Regions from separate parts of the Homo sapiens genome. Here region 1 is linked to region 2. A link is a loop called in an ENCODE intact Hi-C map of the cell type or tissue named here. Cell type or tissue: natural killer cell. All regions are shown on one strand. Each heading gives the region's core, and the rest is flanking DNA. Links, peaks and the distances in the headings are about the cores only. Region 1 has its middle 25 kb from the start of LINC02539. Region 2 has its middle 55 kb from the start of TNFAIP3.

Region 1 (11,550 bases), core at 1,401-9,400, 49 kb before region 2:
TGCTCCCAGGAGAAATACAGGGTTAGGTTCTTGCGAGCCTCTGGTCACAACATTTCTGTCAATGAACATATATATATATAAAAAATCTTGTTTCATGTGTGTTTCTATTTAAAGTCACCTTATTTAATATATATTTTTCACTCATTAATATTGAACTCATGGCAAACTATACTATAACTCATGCCTGAACTAAGCTTCTCTAACACAGATATTTTCTGTTAGGCACATCACAGCCTTTTTGAGCTTAGGATCACTAGGCAGTACTTCAGCACTATGCTCAGGGTCCATTTTAAATAGTGAAATCATCCACAGGAAAAAAAATGCAAAAAAAATGTGACACTGAATAAACTGTGGAAAGGACACTTGCTGAGTTTTGGGGGATTGAGGAGAGATGCAGGATGCATGAGCCCTGCCATCATGGAGCTTTTAATCTATTACTAGAGGCAAAATTAACACAGTGAAATATTCACAAGACAATATAATTGAGCAGGTGAATGGGGTGAGGACAGTGTTTTATATTACACTATCTGTTCTTGGTGGCTTTTATCTTTCCTTTTTCCAGGTTTTTCAGGCACCAGTGGTACTTTCTATATGAGCTTCTTTTAGGGTAAGGCAGATCAGCCTAAAACAAAGAAGTCCATTAAAAATGTGACTGGATTTCTTAAATGCAGAGTAGAAACTATAATCTGAAAGCCAAAGGGTTGTTTATTTGTGAGAACCAGCCTTTGTTCTGTGAACTAAATTGATTCCATGGAATTCTAAAAGCTGAGATTAATAAGATTGTATTATATGATTTATAATTCAAGTTTTGTGGATTGGACACTGAGCAGTAACCTCTACAGAACAGTGAAGAGTGCCAGTTGATATATTTGCCTTCTTACCCACAATGGAAAGGATTTCCCAGTGAGCAAGAAGAGGAAATTTAGAGAGAATAAAATAGAGTGCTTAATAAGAATAAGATAGCTAGTGACAAAATCTGTTCCCTCCTGTGGTCAAACCTTAGGTGGAGTGTGGTAAAGACACTCAGAAATCCTTACTTAATAGTACTTTCCATGGCAGACCCCAAGAAGACAGCCAGTGTTTTAACCTCAGGTGCTATAATGAAATACCATGACTGATGGCTTCAACAACAAACATGTATTTCCCATAGTTCTGGAGGCTGGGAAGACCACAATCGAGGTGCCAGCAGATTTGGTGTCTAGTAAAGGCCCACTTCCTGGCTCATAGGCGATGCCTTCTCATGGTGTCCTCGCATGGTGGGGAGAAGAAGCAAGCTATCTTAAGATTATTCTAAGAACATTAATCCCATTAATAAGGGCTCCATTCTCATGACCTCATCTAATCCTACTTACCTCCCAAAGACCCCACCTCCTAATACTATCACATTACAAGGTAGGGTTTCAACATACAAGTTTTGGGAGACACAAGCATTCAGTTTCTAACAGAGTTTCATGGAAAAACATCTATTTTGAATGGCATTTGAACAACACGGCTCTTCGAAAATGAATGAGCAATGACTGAGAGAGGTGGTGAGGCAGACCAGGCCTTCGCACAGCCTTGCAGAGCCATGTACATCACAGAATACTAAAGATAGGCAACAGAGAGTTTTCAGTCCTCAAGGAGAGGAATAGAAGAGGTGTAGGAGTGGGTGGGTCACAGGGGGTCTGGGAGAAGAGCAGGAGGACACAGATATGTGGACTTCACTGTTGATCAGAGCAAGGCAGGGACTAGGGTCAGCAGCAGCAGCTACCAGCCCACCATGTGAAAGATCAGGCAGGATGGAGACCCCTTTTGGGTGCCAGCCACAATTCCCCAAGGACCAGAGCATGACAACACAGTGGCCATCAACGGGAGAAGGCTATATGAGAACCCAGGTTACTTCTAAGCTCCCTGGATCATAAGGTCACTCTTGGGAAGAAGGAAGTGAGAACTCTGAATTTCACAGAATCCTTACTAAAAAAGGCAACATTTTAAACCAGAAGTAGAGTTATCTGCTTTTTTGTTTTGTGTTGTTGTTGTTGTTGTTGTTGTTGTTGTTGTTTTGAACCAGGCAGGCTCCCTCTGTCACACAGGCTGGAGTGCAGTGGTGTGATCTCAGCTCACTGCAACCTCTGCATCCTGGGTTCAAGTGATCCTCCTGCCTCAGCCTCCCAAGTAGCTGAGACAACAGGCATGAGCCACCAGGCCCAACTAATTTTTGTATTTTTTGTAGAGACGGGGTCTCTCCATGTTGCCCAGGCTGGTCTCAAACTCCTGAGCTCAAGCCATCCTCCTGCCTTCACCTCCCAAAGTGCTGGGAGTATAGGCATGAGCCACCGTGCCCAGCCCAGAAGTAGAGTTGTCTTAAAACAGAAAAATTAAAAGCTTTAGACTATCAGTAAAAATGGATTCTACAACTGGAGCTGAGCTGATTTCAATTACAGAAAAATTTAAAATGTTACTTTTTTTCACATCGGACTGTGACTATAAATTTTGAACTTGCTCCATGTGCTACACTGTGGTGCACCACTCAAAAGCCCCAGAGCATTGCAAAGTTGAGGGAAATGAGTGAAGCCAGGAATGGACAGGGATGGTTGGGTTGGGCCCAACCAGAAGAGAGGAGGGCAAGGCCCTGGATCAGGGCAATGGTTGAGTTGCATAAGCAGAAACTTACTGGGAGAGGCAGACAGCTGGGATCCTCAGGGTGCAGCTGTGAAGTATGAAATTACCTGCCTTGGGAATTGTAAGCACTGTAGCAGAAAAGTTAGCAGATTTGCCTACTCCAAAAATCCTTGATTAGAAGGCAATGGCCATGAGGTCTGAGCCCACCGCCTTCCAACAACATCCTCAGTTGAATGGACTGAGGGTGTTCTACACACTGGACCCAAGCAGGCCAATCAGCAGCCCTTTCCAGGGAATTTGGAATTGGGACACAGGGGCTCTGGTTCATCAACTCTCAAAGCTTAGCATACCTAAGACCCTTGTGAGTTTTTATGCTCCACCACTGTATCTTCAGAATTGGAGCTGAAAGATCTTTGGTCTTCAAAATCTTTGCTTTTCAAAATGTGTCTGGTGTAGCAGGTTTAGAGCTCAGGAATCAGTATTTCGACTCATATCCCTGGTGAATCTGAAACAGGAAGGCCATGGATCACCATCTGGGAAATAGGCTTCTGGACTAGGGGTTCCATAGAGCTAAGGTGGACATTTTTGGTCCTATAACTGTGACGCAGAAGAAAGAAGCCTGGAGAGAGGGAAGTATACAGCAGACATACAGAGAAAAGTCATGAGGTCCCAGGAGCTGGGCTCACCAGTCACACTTTCCCAGCCCTTCTCCTTTGCCTCCCCCACTCTAGTGGAGATTAGAAATTCTAAGCATTTTTCAGTCTCTTTTGAAGCCAAGAGGTCACGTGATGTATTTTTGGCCTATGAGAGGTATGTGGAAGTTGGCTTAGTTGAGAGAGGGCATTTTGGGAAAGCATTTGCTTCCTGATTGAAGGGTAGATATACAGGCAGCTGCCCATTTCTACCCTTCTACCTGCATGAAGCTTGGAGCTGCAACATTTTTAATCCATGAAGCAATAAATGCAAAGAGCCAACACACTAAAGCTGCAGAGTGAGAAGAAAGGCCTCAAGCAACAGACTCAATGCCCCCACTCTTGCTTGTGGCACATGCATAGACTATGCTTACATTTTCAGTGGCTTATAGGAAGAGAGCTTACATACATTTAAAAAATCTGTGTAATCAGGAACATGAGAACAGAATTGTGGTGAGTACATTCTAGCGGGATGATTAGGTAGAAAGAACTGAGCGCAAAGGGACCTGTACAATAACCACTACAAAAGCAGTCCCAGCAGGGCCATTTTGAGAAAATTAATTAGAGAGCTAATTGCCCAGCCAAGAAACTGAATCCTCTAGATTTTTCTACAAATTATAAGGAAGTCCCAGCAGCTACAATTATGCTACAGAATGTGTCACTGTGGTATAGTTATAGACCAAACCAACTTAAAGACACCTAATCTGAAAAAACATAAAGTCAATAGGAAAGGCAGTTAAAAATCCTATGAGAAAACCAGAGAAGATGATTACAGAAGGACCTTAGCCTATGATCAGCAGCTCATGTTTGCATCACCTTAGCGTGGGCAACCAGACCTCAGGGCCCAACTGAGTTAACTGGTCAACAAATGCAGAATGTGCAAACTTACGTCCTGATTGGAAAGTATTTTATACATGGGATGGTACAATTACTAAAATCTTAGGAAGGAGATTTATTAAAACCCAGGAAAATAGAAAATATGATTAAGAAACAGGCCAAGCACAGTGGCTCACACCTGTAATCCCAGCACTTTGGGAGACCCAGGCAGGTAGATTGCTTGAACCCAGGAGTTTGAGACCAGCCTGGGAAACATGGTGAGACCCTGTCTGCAGAAAAAAATAACAAGTTAGCCAGGTGTGGTGGCACATGTCTGTGGTCCTAGCTACTCAAGAGGCTGAGGTGGGAGCATCTCTTGAGCTTGGGAGGTCTAGGCTGCACTGAGCCATGATCATGCCACTGCACTCCAGCCTAAAGAAGAAGATTAAGAGACAAAGTCAAATCCAACACATTTAAAAAAATTTTTTTTTGTAGAGATGGGGTCTCACTATGTTGCTCAGGCTAGTCTTGAAGTCCTGGGCTCCAGTGATCCTCCTGCCTCAGCCTCCCAAAGTGCTGGGATTACAGGCTTGAGCCACCATGCCTGGCCCATCACACTTTTTAAACCAGAAATGGTGTGAAGACATTTAAACAGTTTTGTAACCATAGTGACATTTTATGTTGTTTTGGTTGCTGCTTAAGGTATTAGAGAGTTTATTAGTTTCCTGTGTCTGCTGTAACAATTACCACAAACTTGGTAGCTTAAGACAACAGAAATTTATTCTCTCATAGTTCTGGAGAAGAAAAGAGTCTGAAATCAAGGTTGTGCTGCCTCCAAAAGCTCTAGGAAAGAATTCATCCCTTTCTAGTGACAATGGCATTCCTTGACTTGTGGCCTCATCCCTCTGAACTCTGCCCCTGTGGTCACGTGGCCTCCTCATCTTCTGTGTGTCCATCTAATCTCCCTCTGTCTCCTCCTATAAGGACACTTGTAATTGGAATTAAGGTCCACTCAGATAATCCAGGGTAATCCCCCAAGTCCAGATCCTTAATCACATCAGCAAAGACCCTTTTTCCTCATTAGGTAAAATTTACAGATCCTAGGGATTAGGATCTGGTATCTTTCAGTGGCCACACATCAGCTTCCTACAGAGAATGCCTAAGAAACTCTGATATACTTGATTTGTGATTTAATTTTCTATTTAAATGTTTTTACATTTATAATTGATGTATGCACATTTAGGGAATTATGTTTTTGATGTATTATTTAGACAAGAAGTATGTGAATTTTTAAAGGAAGGTTGTTTTTAAAACGATTTTTAAATAAATTCATAAGATTACTAAATTAGACTTTTAAACAAAGTACAAGTGGTAGCAAATATTCTTTTCCACACAAAATCTCTTGGAAACATAATGAATCTATAACATACTTTACTTGAAGTCTTCCTTCACTTGCTCTGTGTGTGTGTGTGTGCTCCAGTGATCCCCAGTAGAATAGAGAATATTTCTCATTTCTACTCTAAAAGATGAGGACAAAATTGGACCCTTGCAAAAGGCAAACTTAGATGAGTGCACTCACCTACTTATTCCATTACTGATGAGATGTAGGATGAGAGGTTGAGCAATGAACAGGCACACAACACCCTGGGTCATCCACAGCCCATGGCAACTGCGCACACACAGCCTCTGGAGGACTTCAGAGCTCACAGGTTAACTGCTGTTTGCCTCATAATGACTCCTGTGTCTTGTGCTGGTGGATTTGGGTTCCTTTAGCAATGGGTCATAAGGCTGCTATAGAATGCTTTATTTTGTTTCTTTTCCCTGAGTAGGCTAAATATGTCCTAGGTTTTAAAGCCACTTTTTGAAGAGAGACGTTTGCTGAGCTGCATTTTTACAATACACTCTATTCCATGAGGCACATGATGGAGTTCAAGGATTGCTCATCATTATCCAGTTGGACACTAGGACAAGAAACTTCTGGAAAACAGTTTTACTCCAGGGCATCTGCTCCTCCCATCAACATATTACCTTCTTAAGGTAATTCCTTTCCTGGCCACTGTACTTCTTTTCTTCCAAAAATCTCTCACCCTTCTCCTGAAAGATTTCTGCATGTCTGAGCAGATAGATGACTCCACTTCACAGGATTTGCATAAATTACACCATGTGGGGCTCTCCAAGAAAGTGGTCATTGATCAAGTCTCAGAGACCTTTAAAATGTCTCTCATGTCCCCAGCATGCCATACTTTTGGCTATCTTTTGTCTGCGGAAACTACTTCCACCACTGAAGGAGATGTTTCCTCTGGTCCTCTTTAACTTTGCTCTGTGGTCAAAATGTTGGACCAAGGCTGTATTTTATGCTGCTCCTTTTTCCTTTCTGAGATCTAGTCTACTGAATATAATGCCCAGGCCATTGATTCATTCATGGCCATTCATTCTATAGGTTCTGGCAAGCACTACGAAGTATTACTAATTATGCTATGTATATGTAGTTTTGATCTTCAGGATATGTTATAAATAAGAACTCAGTCACTTTCCTTATCAGGTAATCAGTTCCTCATACCTAGCCCTGTGCCTTTTGCAACTTAGGAAATTAGAGGGAGAGAGCTTAAGTAACTTATCTTGGATCACAAAGAGGCATCATGTGTCAGAGAAGAAGTATGTTATTTCATGATGAGTAGATCAAGTATAAATCATTTCAAACTTGAAACACTTGAATAAAGCTAAACTAGTATGGTTTTTGAGTCACTAACATAGCATTTCCTCAATGCTTTGGGAGTTTCTTTGGATGCCTTCCACTAGACTATCAATGAGCCCCAATCCCATTAAGCCTTTGAGAAGAAGTGAAGTTACTAGAGGATTACATGGCTCCTGGAATTTTTGTGTTTTTTCAGTGATGTGTTGATGGATATGAGTCAAAAAGTAGATAGGAGCATTCCATAATTGAGGGAAATGAGAAAGGAGATTGGTTAATGATCCAAACAATTCTAACTGGGAAGGCTGTAAAATTTGCTTTTCTTAATAAGACTGATGCTTTTTAATGTTGTCTTCCAGCTCCTTAAGGAAAATGACTATAGAAAATTGGAGGGGGTGTCCAGAAAAAGCACAGAGATTTGGAAGTCTACACAGAATTTCAAGTTCCTGTTCAAAGATTACACTTAAACACACCTTGATGGGCTTAGTCACTCAAGTGAGTTGGTATTGCAGGTGTTTGTCTTCCGTCCAACCGTGGGCTTCCTCTGTGGGAATTTCTTTTTGTGCAGCTGAGATGGTGTATAAGAAATCTCCAAAGTCAAAGCAAAGGGTAGTGACTAACTTGAAATTCCTTAATGGGGAAATTTCACAAAGGTCCCACCAAGGGCAGAAAATAAATGAGTCTTAAAGTTTTGGGAACTGATCATATAAGCACATAAAATAAAGAAACAGGGTGGGAAAATTCACTTCCCAGAGAGCCCTGGTAGCAAGAAGGCCAAGTCTTCCCAAAGCTGTGTCACCAATAAATCCCCACAGATTGGACCCATTTTTCCCCCAGAAAACATGACAAAGCTCACATGGAAATCCACACTGTGTCCAAAGTGCATTTTAAAATAATATTTTTCGATGAAAATAAGATTTAAAATATTTATATAGTTGAACACACATGCATACATCTATATAGATATCCGCACAGAATATAGTATAAAGAACATAAAATTAAGAATCAAGACACTTGGGTTGAGAACAATCTATACCTCTCTCCCTTTGGAAATTCCCTAAACTTCAGTTTTCTATTTGTAAAATAATAATAGGATAGGGCTGGGCACGGTGGCCCATGCCTATAATCCCAGCACTTTGGGAGGCCAAGACAGGCAGATCACCTGAGGTAAGGAATTCGAGACCAGCCGGGCCTACATGGCAAAACCCCACCTCTACTAAAAGTGCAAAAATTAGCTGGGCATGGTGGCATGCACCTATAGTCCCAGCTACTTGGGAGGCTGAGACAGGAGAATTGCTTGAACCCAGGAGGTGGAGGTTGCAGTGAGCCGATATTGTGCCATTGCACTCCAGCCTGGGTGACAGAGCAAGACTCTGTCTCAAAATAATAACAATAATAATAGTAATAATAATAGGATAATTATATTTTCCTTACCTAAGTTGTTGTGAAGCTCAAATGAGGAAATAAATGTGAAAGTACTTTTAAAATTGTAAACAATTATTCAAATGTAACTTATTATTATGTCCATTATTATAAGCAAACTCAATATAATGGAAAAACCACCTATATTCCCTGATGCTCTGGCCACACCTATGAGATACAGTACATGAAAATCAAGTCCAAGTTTGGAGCTAACAATAAGAGGATGGGGATAAAGGACTCAACTGTGAGATACCTCCTCATTTTACTCTCTTTGCTGGATACCGTAGAGTAAGGCAGAAGTCATAGCTAATTGTCTAATTTTCCTCAACTTATTCCACCAGAAACTTCTCTAGACTAATAATGTTGGTTCTAAAATGAAGGTACAGTCTTGGATAATTGAGGTGATTAAAACTGTAGGTACCAGAGCCCAGAGCCAGACCACCTGGGTTCAAATTCTAGATGTGTCACTTACTGACTGTGCATCCTTTAGAAAATTTTTTCTAAAGGAGTGATAACTGTACCTACATAAACAATGCTCCATAACTGTGCTGTAGTTGGAATGACTTTAACCTACTAAGAAGAATGGCAGTGGATGAAAAATTTTCTGTTCTTTTTATTTCTTGAATGAGTCGGTATACCTCCCTCTGATCCCCTCAGAGTAAAACACTTGCTAGTCGGTACAGGGCCCTCATACACACTAGGAAAATATGTACATTGCTCAAGACACTTTATCACATTCAGTGGGAGAAAAAAAGTCTCTAATGACAACAGTGCAACTGATCTCCCCTAGAATTGGGCAGTAGACAATCTGCTCAACCTTACATGATAGTCTTGTCTCTGAAACTCAGTCTCCTTTTGTGGAGGGAGAGAGGAGTGGTTAGGTTAGATCTCCCTAAATCCTCTGATAATTCCAAAAGATTCTGTGATTTTTTTTTTCTTTTAGGTGTTTAGACTGTCTTTAGGATGCAACACTTCATTCCAATTCTAGGGCTAAGGAGGGCTAGCAGACCAAGCACAGTTTGATCTCAGGGTTCTGTGGACTAGGGCAGATAACAGAGCATTTCAAGCAGATAACAGAGCATTTCAAGCAGATAGCTGGCGAGGCTTGCATTTTCTGGCTAGATTAGCATCCTTCTCACCACCTTTTTACACATAGAACCCAAAACTAGGAAGACATAGCATGAGTCCACCCTGTGCCCTGCGTCATCCTGTATAGTCCAGGGAAGATACCGAGACTTGAATTGAAGCAAGGGTGCCTTTGCTTATGAAGAAGACTTTTTTTTTTAAAGGAGGCCATACATTTTCCCTTGCAAAGGAAACAGAAATTTCCATTTGTAAAGGTGTCCTCCTCTGCTGTACCAGGAAAAGGAGAATGACTCTTAATGACCAGAGAGACAACTCTTGTCACTGGAGGTGTACCAACTCGAGTCTGCATAACAAGCCTTATAAAATTGTTCTTATCTACCGTTAGTTTCCCCCAAATATTTACCTTCCCATCAGAAGCTCAAATTCCTTTTCCTTTGTCTAGTCATTTTTCTAGGATTTATCATCCTTTGTTAAAATGGGATATAAGCCTCTAGGCCTAACCATTTTTTTAGGTTTTTCACTTATTTTCTGTAAAGCTCCTGTGTATATATGAAATATTCTTCTATTAATCTGTCTTTTGTCAGTTTAATTTGCAGGCCTCAGTCACTGAACCTAGAGGGTAGAGGAAAAGTTGTCCCCATATTTGCCTCTCACCTCATTGGCTATTGCAAACAAAACAACTATTCTTTTTACATCACTGAAAACATGAAATCTAAAGGAAGAAAAATCAGTGAGAGGGAAGTCCTTACTAATGGGAATTAGGAGTGGGAAGATCAGGACCCGAGCAGCTGACCTTGCTTCTCAACCACTTAATGCTCTTGGGGCCCCAGATTGGAAAGAACTGAGTCACCACCAAAATTCCTTTCTTCTTCCATCAATGTTCCCCTTGCTGTCTTTCTTGCTTCCTGCCATTTCTCCAGCCCTCTTTGGTATATCTTGGCCCTTTCTTCTCATGACTTCCTTTGCTGTTGCAAAGGAACTGCTATTCTACTCAGAAATCACTAAACTACAATGGATTCATTTGCCTTTGCACATAAGCTTCTGGGGTGACCCTTTGGTTAGCCCCAACGTGCATCTCTGGGAATGATTTAGCAATCTAAGACTTAGTCTCAGCAAGAAGAGGAACCAAGATGTTCCTTTCTCACAGAACCTGTAATTTGACCTCCCTCTCAGAACAAAGATAAAGGGATGTGGTTTTTACTTACTGGCTGTAAGACACATTATACATTCATTTTATAGATGCTGAAAAAATGGAAGCCCCGGAAAGAGAACATTTTATAAGGAGAATCTCCAGGCATGTCTTAAAACACAGAGACAAGTAAACGACACCTGAGTGTCAGGACTGCCAGGACTTTCCCGAGACATATCAAAGAAACCATAAACATAAATCACCCCAGGAAGACCAAGTGTGCAGATGAAGATAATACTTTAGACAAGCAGTGTGCTTTGGTTCACAAAGGACTTTCATTTTCACAATCTTTTTTGATCTACAAAACCTAAGCAGTAGTCAGGCCATATATTATTATAATTCCTACTTTACAGGTCACAAAATGACCACCTAGGGAGGCAAAGTGACTTCTAAACTCACACAGCTAATACGTGGTGAATAGGATAGGCTTTCCCTTCTTGGCTTCTTATCCTGTGATTTTTCTTCAAAAGAACTAGGATTGGAGTGTGCTGGGGGAAACAGAGGGCAGAAGAATGCAGCCAACAGCTCTGCCCTAGTAACCTGCTTTGCCAGCATCATCTTGGGGAACCTCAAGCACCTATTAGACCCCTTCTGTTTGCACAAGCACACTAGCCCTACATTCCAATAGTGAGACTTTCTGTTCTTCTCCAGAACTATTCTCTATTGTAGGGAAGGATCACAGATGCCCCCAGGGGCTACAGTTTTGCCTAGAAGTCTCATCTTAGTCTCTCCTCTATTGCATCATGACCACTGTTGATGCAAAGCTACCTGGGGGGATAACACATAATCCATTGTGTAATAACTTCTTAGGTCACCAATCATGTACCAGCGCAAGCTCTGTGCCAGGCCCTGTTAGGTGCCCACAGCATGAGACTTAATAAGCCAAGAGCTACAAGGAAGAATGGAAAGGCAAAAACAAGTGAATACAGGGTTGTGTAGAGAGAACAGTGGAGGGAGTGTCAAAGGAGAGCATCTGATCCCAAACACGTTATCAACTTTCTAAGCAGGGAATAGGAAGGCAATAGTTTTATGATCAGGATGACCAACACTTC
Region 2 (11,550 bases), core at 1,773-9,772:
TCTCTATATATATATATTTGATATATAGAGATACACACACACACACACACACACACACACACACACACACATACACACACATGCATATATAAGACATATGATATATTTTTCCCCATTTCATCAGATTTTTATTCCTTCTATTACTGATTGTTGAGCAGTATATGTATGTGTTGCTTTTCACTGGTTGCATAATTCATTCTTTGTGCTTTAGAATATTTCCCACTGTCCAACAATGTATCTAGTTTGCCCTGCAACATTTGCCATTTTCTCATAATTTTCATTGTGTTATCTGTACCTACATTTTTGTCACAATGACACACTTCTTCTAAAAGAATGATCCTAAAGCATCTTTGTAACTAAACCTCATCTTAGAGAAAAAACTCAATGGCATAAACTGACTGCGCAAAACTATTGATACCATCATTTGGTGCAAGCACAGTTGAAGTGCCTTTCTGGAATAATTTTAGTCTATTTAGGTTTAAAAATTATTTAGTGGAAATAACTTATCTGGTGTTAATTTGGAGGCAGTTAACTCATCATTCATCATTTATCTTCTCCTCAACTCTTAGAAGATACTGCAGTGTAAGTGCAAGAGGAATGGACTAGGAATCAAGGTACCTGTGCAAAAACAACAAAAAAGATCCTGAACCATTCCTCTCCTCTAGCTGTACTTTTGCACAAATATCTGCACTAGTATCATTCAATAGAATTTTCCACAATGATGTAAATTCTCTATACCCCTACTGCCCAATACTGTGTGCCCAACATAATAAAGTGTCACTGGCCCCATGTGATTATTGAGCACTTAAAATGTGACTAGAGTGACTGAAGAACTAAATTTTTCACTTAATTTAATTTTAATTAATTTAAATTTAAATAGCCATACAAAGTGAGTGGCTACTGGATTGGACAAGGCAGGTCATATGGTTTGGATCTGTGTCCCTGCCCAAATCTCACGTCAAATTGTAATCCCCAGTGTTGGAGGTGGGGCCTCGTAGGAGGTGATTGGATCACAGGGTTGGATTCTTCATAAATGGTTTAGCAACATCCCCTCAGTGTTATTCTTGTGGTCATGTGTTATCATGAGATCTGGTTGTTTAAAAGTGTATAACAACTGCCCCTCTCTCTCTTCCTTCTGCTCTGGCCATGTGAGATGTCTCACTCCCCCTTTGCCTTCCACCATGATTGGAAGCTTCCTGAGGACTACCCAGAAGCAGAGGCTGCTATGTTTCCTGTACAACCTGCAGATCTGTGAGCCAACTAAATCTCTTTTCCTTATAAGTTACCCAGTCTCAGATATTTCTTTATAGCAATGCGAGAACAGACTATTGTAACTAACAGGCCTATGATTAATTTCTTGCAATTAAGTGACGAAGACTTTCAAACCACAAACTTTACAAATATCTTCCCCCATATTAGGTCTATTGTGAGTGAAACAACTGAAGTTTAGCACCTGGTTCACATCACCAGAATGAAATTATTAGTCCTGTTTACTAACAGAGTGCTGGTAGAAAGTCAGTTAGTATTTCCCAATGGGCTGGTGAAGCATTGCTGTATCTAAGCAAGAAAAGGTATAGACTTCATGTCACATGTGCATGGTTTTTGTTAGAACTGCTTGCGATGGGTTATCCAAGTGGAAAGGATAACCGTGTCCAAAGACATTGAATCCCAGCTCTAACTTTCTCAGGCTTTCTAAGTCTCCATTCAAATCTCCCTGAATATTCACCAGTTCTAGAAAACAAAGGAAGTAAAAAATAAAAGCAAGGGGCAGGGCGAGAAGCAAAACAGTGAGAGTCCAAGAAGTCAGCAGAAAAACATACTTTTGTAAATTGGACCGGTTAGCAACAAAATCATCTGATTCAATGTAGGTAAGGTTGGCACTGCATCAAGGTATGGGAGTTCCCTCCTTGCCCTGGTTTGACCCTTCCTTCCAGGATGGACCTCTGGGACTCGCTCTTTCCATCCAGTTGCTCCTCCAGAGCCTCTTGGGTTCAGCTTTGGTCCCTGCAGGTGAAAAGCCCTTTTTCTTTTGTTTCTAGACTGTTCACTTCTTGCTTCAAACTGTGGTGCACTGCTCTTACAAGGTTCTACTTCGCTTTCTTCTCAGGCTATTGCACTGTTTGGGGCTCCTAAAAGTCCACCTGTATCCCTGTCCCATTAATCTTTATACAGGGTAGTTTACCTGAAGCATGTTTAACAACATGTAGTAACATGCAAGGATATTGAAACATGGTTTTATTTCTCCCATGTTTGGAATGAAATAGCTGCTGAATAAATATTTTGTGAGTGACTCATAACCTGGGAACATGGAAGTTGTAGAATGAATGATCAAGCCCCTCCCAATCAAAGAATTGATGTCACCATCACCCACTTCACAAATGTGTCACAGCTACCAAAATGCTTTAAACATTTGTAACAGGAATAACATTTTTGAGGCATTAAGTAAATATTTATTTGTTTCTGGTGATTCCTTTTCCCTAATTGTCTTATATGTCATTACCTATTGAACTAATGGGCAGAATCCAGTGAGAATGAGAGCCATTACTGTTCTTCGTGTAAAAATGGGTCTTAGAAAATTACAGGTAGACTAAAGCCTGCAAGCATACACCACTGTTCTGCAGAGGCCATGCTTTACTCAGAAAAAAAAAAAAAAAAGATTTAAAAAGACACTTGTGTGGTCTGAGGAGCTGAATGCTGGGGGCCGATCAAGGGGTAGGTATGGACAGCACTGGCCACAGAAGGGTTCCCCCACGACAGCCCCACGGCAGCCTTCCTGGGCTGTGGAAAGGAGCCGAATGAGAGGGAGGAAGATGGGGAAGGGCCATCATAGGGCAGTCAGAGAGGTCTGGGGGTAATCTGTGAGCACAGTGTAAGCCAGGAAAACAGCCAGTCTTTCACAGACTTCCAGTCATCTAGAACTGGAGAACCAGCCTGGGGCAACTCCCACGGTCTCACGTGCTGCAATATAGAAATAAGACAGCAACAGGAGGATGGGGTGGGGGCAGGAGGGAGGATGTAGGTGCAAGTAGGACCGTCCGAGTAGATGGGGACAGGGTGCAGAGTCCAGGCCTACACGTACAGTGTAAGCAGGCCCCTGACATCAGCCAGGAACTCCAGCTCAGCACCTGAGGTGCATGGGGCTAATCACTCCTCTGCGTACAGCAGAGCTCAGAGAGCAGGCTCCTCAGGAGAAGCCATGAGTCTGCAGAGGGCAACACAAGGTCAGAGCCCCTCCTCTCTCTGCCAGCCCACAATTCTCTCACCTAGGAATAGAAGGAGGAAGAGAGGAACTCTTGGGAGGGGAGAAACTGCCCTGGAAGAGGGTTTCAACTTTCAATGGACTGAATATTTACCCCCAAAGAACTATTTTAGCCCAGAAAGACTGGAAATTGTCAAGAAAATTGTCAAGAATGGAAATTGTCAAGACACTGCTGTCAATGAAAACAGGGGCTCCGGGCAAGATGAGCTCAGTGAAGGAAAATAAAGATGCACTTCTTTATTTTTTATTTATGCACATGTGATTCATATGTGTGAATTTTGACCCCACTACAAATACATCAATTAGTTTCCTATCAATATGTTAAGAGAAAAAAATGCTTCCCACTCCCCAAATTAAAAGCAATGATTACCAGATTGTGTCTTAAATCTAGAAAACGTCCCCATTCAATATATGTGCTCTTTATTATGGGCTCCCCATTCAATACTAGGCTCTTACTGTATACCATGCAATGTGCAAGCTCCGTAAGTTCAGATTAAACATGTAATGTTCATATAGGACACTGAGAGCAAACAATCTTCACAGCCAGAGAAAACAAAAAGATCCTTAGAAAGATTATACCTGCAGCCTGGCCAACATGGTGAAACCCTGTCTCTACTAAAGATGCAAAAAAATTAGCTGGGCTTGGTGGCGCGTGCCTGTAATCCCAGCTACTCAGGAGGCTGAGGCAGGAGAATCTCTTGAACCCAGGAGGCAGAGGTTGCAGTGAGCTGAGATCGCGCCATTGTGCTCCAGCCTGGGAGACAGGTGAGACTCCAAAAAAAAAAAAGAAAGAAAGAAGGAAAGAGAGAAAGAGGGAGAGAGAGAGAGAAAGGGAGGGAGGAAGGAAGGAAGGAAGGAGAGAAAGAAGAAAGAAAGACAGAAAGAAAGAAAAGAAAGAAAGAAAGAAAAGAAAGAAAGAAAGAAAAGAAAGAAAGAAAAGAAAAGAAAGAAAGAAAGAAAGAAAGGAAGAAAGAAAGAGAAAAGAAAGGAAAATACCTTTATTAGTTAGAATATTTTAAAAACAAATGTCCTCATCCTGCTTCTAGCAAGACCCCAGAGCAAGCTGATGCAAGTGCTCATTGGTCACCTGCATGTTGCAATTTGATATTTACAGTTAGCACCCCTACCTCGAACTCTTCCTCATAACCTATATATGGCTGTTTAAATTACCATTTTAGTCCTTAAAGTCAAGCAGTATCTGTATACGCAAAATTATATTCCTAAAATCATCGTACGTACGTTACCATTAACAATAGCTTAAGGTTATTACGTGAGTTATAGTTTACACTGAGATTCACAGAATTATTTAACCTGGATGGCAGGTTGGACGTATTTTGCACCCATTTTGCAGATGAGGAAATAGAGGCACCTTTGTTCAACAGTCTTTCTCAACAAAGATTAACCCAGATCTTTAGACTTGTGGACCTGCACCACCAGCCCATTCAAATATCTGCTTGCCTGCTGCCATTCCTAGGATAACTGATTTGGACTTTGCTACTTATCTATAGATTCTTTCTGCTTTAAAAGTGTAGCATAGCTCTAGATCCACTGTTTGCCCAAAAACTTCCCTTATCTACCTTGCCCACACTAAACTCCCCTTTCTCTGAATGCCCACAACACATCCTCTTGACATTGCTATTTTGTAATCCATCATGTTCTTCCTTGAAACAACTCTTAAACTCTTACTTACCTTTCCAAATGCTTACATCTTGTTGCCCCCAACTAGATAGAGCTCCTCAAGGATCTTTTCCTGTCCATTTGCCCCATACTCCCTTGCAGACTTGGCACACAAGTTCTCATATATTTCTGGTTTTATTGATTAACTAAAACACTTCAATTTCTCTCCCTAAACCTCTGGGAAAAGGGAAGAACTCCCCAAAGCGGACAACCACACTGACAAAGCCAATGTTCTGCTTCACAATTCGGCATGTGACCGTCCCTGCCAAGACCCCAGAAATTAATTTATTATTTAACCAAAGCCAGTGATTATTGCATAATTTCATCCTTCCAATCAAGAATGCTGCTCTTTATTTAATGACTGAGACCTACTTACTTAGCTTCCAAATATGGTAGTAATTACTTGATATACAGATTAATGCATTCCCAGGCTAGTGCCTTGCACAGAACTATCAAATATAATTGGGGTTTCTAACCTTGTGACACAGCCCTACAAATTGCCTTCTTTATTTCCTTTTCTTAAAAAGTACGTTCAGTCTACTCTGGACTTTCCCATCTGTCGTCAGGTGACTTCCTGCTCTGTTAGCTGACCGTGAGTCACGTCGTTGCTGCACAGCACGTTCAGTGAGGCTGCCTCTGCGTGTGAGGCGACCAGGAGAGGAAAGGACAGACTTGAGCTATCAGACCTCTCTCCTGGTGGGATATTGTTTGTTTCCCCTACCCTGTTCATTTAAAACCTCTCAGTTATAAGCTTTGCTCCTCAGTTTATGCCTCTGTGATGATGCTTCAAGAGACAGGGAAACCAGTTTCCTACATTCCAAAATAAAAATGACATTTTAAAAAGTCTATCCTTTTAGGCAATGAATCATTTATCCGGGCAACCCCTTTCGTCAAGGGTCTTCTTCCTTTCAGCCACATTTCGGGGATGTCTTCTGTAAGGCAAACGGTTGTGACCAAGTGCGTACTCTGGAATCCAAATGATGCAAGTAGAGTTGAAAAGGAATTTCAAAATTACAGGAAAGGAGCTATGAGGGTAGAGAGGATGGGTTTAAAATACAAATAAGGAAACTTTGTGGATTGGGGAAGTCATTGGAGCAAAATAATGGGGAAGTTGGAGGCTCAAGAATAAACAACGTCTAGAAAGTTAGAGGAGTCTGGAGGGCACTTTTGCCTTCTGCAAATATCTTGTATATTATTTTGCTACGTGGGGGCTTAAATTCATTCTCATTAAAAGAAGATAAAGGAACAGTAACACTAGCCTGTCTCATCTGATGTTTTTAGGTTTGTTTGTTTTTATTATTATTATTTCTTTTTAGAGACAGGGTCTTGCTCTGTTGCCCAGGCTGGCATGCAGTGGCATGATCATAGCTCACTGCAGCCTTGAAATTCTGGACTCAAGCAATCCTCCCACCTCAGCCTCCCAAAGTGCTGGGATAATAGGCATGAGCCGCCATGCCTAGCCTGTTTTTAGTTATTATTTATTTTTTCTTTTTTGGGACAGGGTTTCACTATTTGGCCCAAGCAGGCTTAACACACTTCCACTTAATATGCTAATAAAGTAATCAGTATTTGGATAAAAAGTTGGCTAAACATAGAAATAATAATCTAAACTCAATGTAATAATTTACAGATCATTTGGGGATTCTAAACAGGACACAGACATCTATTAGCTGAATAATAACTAGCATGTGTATAGCCAACTTCTTTATGCCAATCTTTCTGGATTGGTGATATTATGGATTTGTGTTGGAGAAATAAATGTATCCATTAACATTTTAGATCAGCACTTTTAAGCCCCAAATAAAAAAGGATATGCATTGATTAGGGTTGTATCTTTACAACATTCAATGAAGTTATTCTTGGCATCCTGTTTTGGAGAAATTGGATCTGCACTTGTAGGTATGTTTACATGTCTTCTTTAAATAGAAGATTTCAGGTTTTTTTTTTCTTCTCATAAGGCCTAGTGATATATGGGTGCTCTTCAAATGTTCATTTTATAACAGTTTAAAAATCTCAGTAATGTAGAGTGGGAATCTAGTACTATTGAATTAAATTGGAAAGCTCTGCATTTTTATTAAGGAAAAGCTTCACCAATTATTTAGAATGAATTGCTCCAAGATTCTCCATTGGCTTTCATTTAGGAAGACCCTGTCATAGGGTTTGGACATCGTAGTTGTTTCTGGATTACTATGGAAATATGATGGTCATTCTCTAAGGCTGAACCTATTATTCCTAGAAAGGAGGTGAGTAATAACATCTTCAACTAAAATCAATGTGGAATCATAAGGAAAAATCTTGTGAATCTTTCAATTAAGAAGAAATCACCTTTTAAGGTAACATATTCTGTAGACAATTTTTCTGCCTTCTTCAATATGACCTTAGAGGGCTAGTTCCAGTGACTAAACCCCCAACCAGGCAAAGCTAAAATTCTGTCTTGACTCAAAAGCAGAATTCCACTACCTGAGTCACCTACAAAACTTCAACAGCACCCTGGATTTTCCTGAAAGCATCCCCAGCCAAGGATTGAGCAGGTTTAGGCATGTTCTCTTATGAAACCAGCTGATGACACAGTTACAGGGACTATGGCTCAAAAGTTATGGGCTGGGTTAGTGCCAACCCTGGTATAGTGCCCTCCATTAAGTACTGAGAATGCTCATCTCTAAATATCAAGACACTGTTTGAGATGAAATATCTATGTGGACTGCTCATGGCAAACACACCACTTTTAGATCTATCCTTTCACGATATGAAGTGTATTTCATCCACGTTGGCTTAATTCCATCCAATTCCCATGAAGTACATGTTCATTTTCAGCTGCATTTGCTCATTTGCTTTTAATACTTCTTCTCTCTGGCTCGCTTCTAGGTAGAGAATCATTTCTTTTTTTATATACTTTAAGATTTAGGGTACATGTGCACCACGTGCAGGTTAGTTGCATATGTATACATGTGCCATGTTGGTGTGCTGCACCCATTAACTCATCATTTAACATTAGGTATATGTCCAAATGCTATCCTTCCCCCCTCCCCCAACCCCACAACAGGCCCTGGTGTGTGATGTTCCCCTTCTTGTGTCCATGTGTTCTCATTGTTCAATTCCCACCTATGAGTGAGAACATGCAGTGTTTGGTTTTTTGTCCTTGCGATAGTTTGCTAAGAATGATGGTTTCCAGCTTCATCCAAGTCCCTACAAAGGACACGAACTCATCCTTTTTTATGGCTGCATAGTATTCCATGGTGTACATGTGCCACATTTTCTTAATCCAGTCTATCATTGTTGGACATTTGGGTTGGTTCCAAGTCTTTGCTATTGTGAATAGTGCCGCAATAAACATATGTGTGCATGTGTCTTTATAGCAGCATGATTTATAATCCTTTGGGTATATACCCAGTAATGGGATGGCTGGGTCAAATGGTATTTCTAGTTCTAGATCCCTGAGGAATCGCCACACTGACTTCCACAATGATTGAACTAGTTTACAGTCCCACCAACAGTGTAAAATTATTCCTATTTCTCCACATCCTCTCCAGCACCTGTTGTTTCCTGCCTTTTTAATGATCACCATTCTAACTGGTGTGAGATGGTATCTCATTGTGGTTTTGATTTGCATTTCTCTGATGGCCACTGATGATGAGCATTTTTTCATGTGCCTTTTGGCTGCATAAATGTCTTCTTTTGAGAAGTGTCTGTTCATATCCTTCACCCACTTTTTGATGGGGTTGTTTGTTTTTTTCTTGTAAATTTATTGGAGTTCATTGTAGATTCTGGATATTAGCCCTTTGTCAGATGAGTAGATTGCAAAAATTTTCTCCCATTCTGTAAGTTGCCTGTTCACTCTGATGGTAGTTTCTTTTGCTTGCAGAAGCTCTTTAGTTTAATTAGATCCCATTTGTCAATTTTGGCTTTTGTTGCCATTGCTTTTGGTGTTTTAGACATGAAGTCCTTGCCCATGCCTATGTCCTGAATGGTGATGCCTAGGTTTTCTTCTAGGGTTTTTATGGTTTTAGGTCTAACATTTAAGTCTTTAATCCATCTTGAATTAATTTTTGTATAAGGTGTAAGGAAGGGATCCAGTTTCAGCTTTCTACATATGGCTAGCCAGTTTTCTCAGCACCATTTATTAAATAGGGAATCATTTCCCCATTTCTTGTTTTTGTCAGGTTTGTCAAAGATCAGATGGTTGTAGATATGCGGCATTATTTCTGAGGGCTCTGTTCTGTTCCATTGATCTATATCTCTGTTTTGGTACCAGTACCATGCTGTTTTGGTTACTGGTAGAGAATCATTTCTAAAACCCAGTATAAAAATCAGCCTCAAGCAGCCATCACCTAGAGGAGGCTGGAAATCTCAAAACTAATTAGAGCGGGCCGGGGGCGGTGGCTCACGCCCATAATCCCAGCACTTTGGGAGGCCGAGGCGGGCAGATCACGAGGTCAGGAGATCGAGGCCATCCTGGCTAACACAGTGAAACCTGTCTCTACTAAAAATACAAAAAATTAGCCGGGCATGGGGGCGAGCGCCTGTAGTCCCAGCTACTCGGGAGGCTGAGGCAGGAGAATGGCGTGAACCCGGGAGGCGGAGCTTGCAGTGAGCCGAGATCGCGCCACTGCACTCCAGCCTGGGCGACAAAGCGAGACTCCGTCTCAAAAAAAAAAAAAAAGAAAGAAAATGATTCATTTTCCCCACCAATACTCCCTGCAGCCTGTTAAGGTCAAAGCCTCTGGTGGAGGCTGCACAGGTAGTGATATGGGAGTATTGATAACTGTTCTTTCTTCCCCAGTGACTGGTATGGGCCTTCACTGGAATATTTCTCTCTGTCAACTCTGTGCACGGGGTTGAGTCCTGGCCATGATAGTATGAATACTGTCATTCAAGTTTCCCCTGGCCTTACCAGACTGTACAGATAACAGGAACCACCCCAACTCAAATTTCCCTGGTTTTTTCCATAGCCTGGGGATGGTGGACCTTTAATACCCTGTAAGGTATCTTTCAAATATTTCTTGAGGTCCCTACAAGGTGTCTCCCAGGTACTGCTGCATAACATCCCTCCTCTAAGCTGGCCCATGGCTTCTCCTGGCCACTGGCTGGCCAGCAGTGTCTCCTGTTTGCCCCTTCCATGTACTTCCACAGCTGAGGCTCAGGAAAGCTGCAGATGTCCAAGTGACACGGCATTCTCTTTTAAGTAGGAGGAGCGCTTCCTTCCCCTACCCCCTCATGCCAACCACAATGAGGACACCCAGCACTGATGCCCAGCAATGTGGCTTCTGCTCCAGTATATTACAGAGTTCGAATTCAGAATTTCAGTTTCCCTTTGTAGGCTGCTGACTGCTCAGAGGAGGTAGGCTTTCATTCTTAAATATGTACTGATTGCCTGCTCTGTGTAGATGCCTACAACGTGCACAGGGATGAGTGAAACCGCCAAGGACTCTGACCATGAAATTTTCAGCCTAGTCATGGAGAAAGATGATGACCAAGAAATAAAAGCAAATAAATACACAACCACAAATTGAGATAAGTGCTATGAAGGAAACAGGCAGAGAGGTGTGAGAGAAAATAACAAAGGAGCTACTTTCGATCAGAGGGTCAGAAAAGGTCTCCAAGCTCATGACAGTTTATAATAATAACTATTAATAGGACATATTAGAAATCCAGACTTGGAAAAAGGGAGGGGAGGGGTTTTTAGAAGAAATTTATTGGGGAGGATGGGGGTGGTACAAAGAGGAGGAGGAGTTAATATTTTGAGACATTACTATGACCCAGTAACATTCTAAGAACTTTACACATGTTATATTCTTTAATCCTAACACAACCCTATGTAGGAACTACTGTTAACCCTGCTTAACAGAGGTATAAGATGAAGCACAGAAGGGTTAAGTAACTTGCCCTTGTCACACAGCTACTAAGTGGTGAAGGCAGAATTTGAATCCGAGCAGTTTCAGACCCTAAGGAAGAAAAGACTTTGGATTATTTTAGCAACTTAAAGACCAGTGTGACTGAAATGGAAAGGAAAACGGGGAGGGAAATGGGAGAGAAATGGAGTTGGCAAAGCAGGCAGGGCCTAGAGCATGCATGGAAAGGTGGTCATATTTCATCCTCAGAGAGTGTCATGGCTGATTAATTAATGCTGCTCCAAAGGAACAATACTGTTCTGAGGAGCCAGCTGTGGTCATGAAAATAATGATCACCTCTATTACTTTCTTAGGCTGAGGTATTAGAAAATGAGAGTGCTTCCTTTATGCTGAGAAGAAGAAAGGAGCCTAAGATCTTGGGGATGGAATTACCCTCTCTGGCAGATAGGCCAACTTCATGCATAACCCAGGAAACTGCACCACTTCCCAGGACCTACCGGTAGCAACCCATTCCCTGCATTATAGAATGACGGATGGCCAAATTAAACAGTATTCCACCAGGGGGTGAGCACTGGGTTAGTAATACAGGGATGGGGAAGGGCATGGAGAGGAACCAGTTATCAGAGTGGGCCTCTCTAGGGGACAATCTCCACTTTGGCAGGAGCCGCCTGGGGAAACGCCTGTGTTCCTGGCCACGGGCTGCAACTCACAGCCTCTCTACGTGGCTGCCTAACTGGGACAATAAATCCCTGGAGATGAAGAAGA

What was found. Hi-C counts contacts between places; a loop is a spot of excess contacts. Peaks named below come from ENCODE experiments on the same cell type or tissue, not always from the same donor. Only the 100,000 strongest peaks of a DNase experiment are listed, where the experiment ranks them.
Region 1: a loop joins it to region 2, with 2.9 times the contacts of the local background. A loop is called at or near these places in 5 of 110 quality-filtered maps.

The regions. Positions count from the first base shown.
Region 1 is chr6:137,757,863-137,769,412 of GRCh38, forward strand. No RefSeq gene overlaps it. Among named protein-coding and RNA genes, the nearest start is that of LINC02539, 25 kb to the left of the region's middle. RefSeq lists an enhancer at 10,193-10,322. In natural killer cell, for the core only: no CTCF peak of the experiment used is centred there; a DNase peak (open chromatin) is centred at 4,789.
Region 2 is chr6:137,806,062-137,817,611 of GRCh38, forward strand. No RefSeq gene overlaps it. Among named protein-coding and RNA genes, the nearest start is that of TNFAIP3, 55 kb to the right of the region's middle. RefSeq lists enhancers at 5,381-5,640, 5,671-5,790, 9,734-9,783, 10,114-10,203. In natural killer cell, for the core only: no CTCF peak of the experiment used is centred there; DNase peaks (open chromatin) are centred at 4,891 and 5,530; H3K27ac peaks cover 1,182 bases.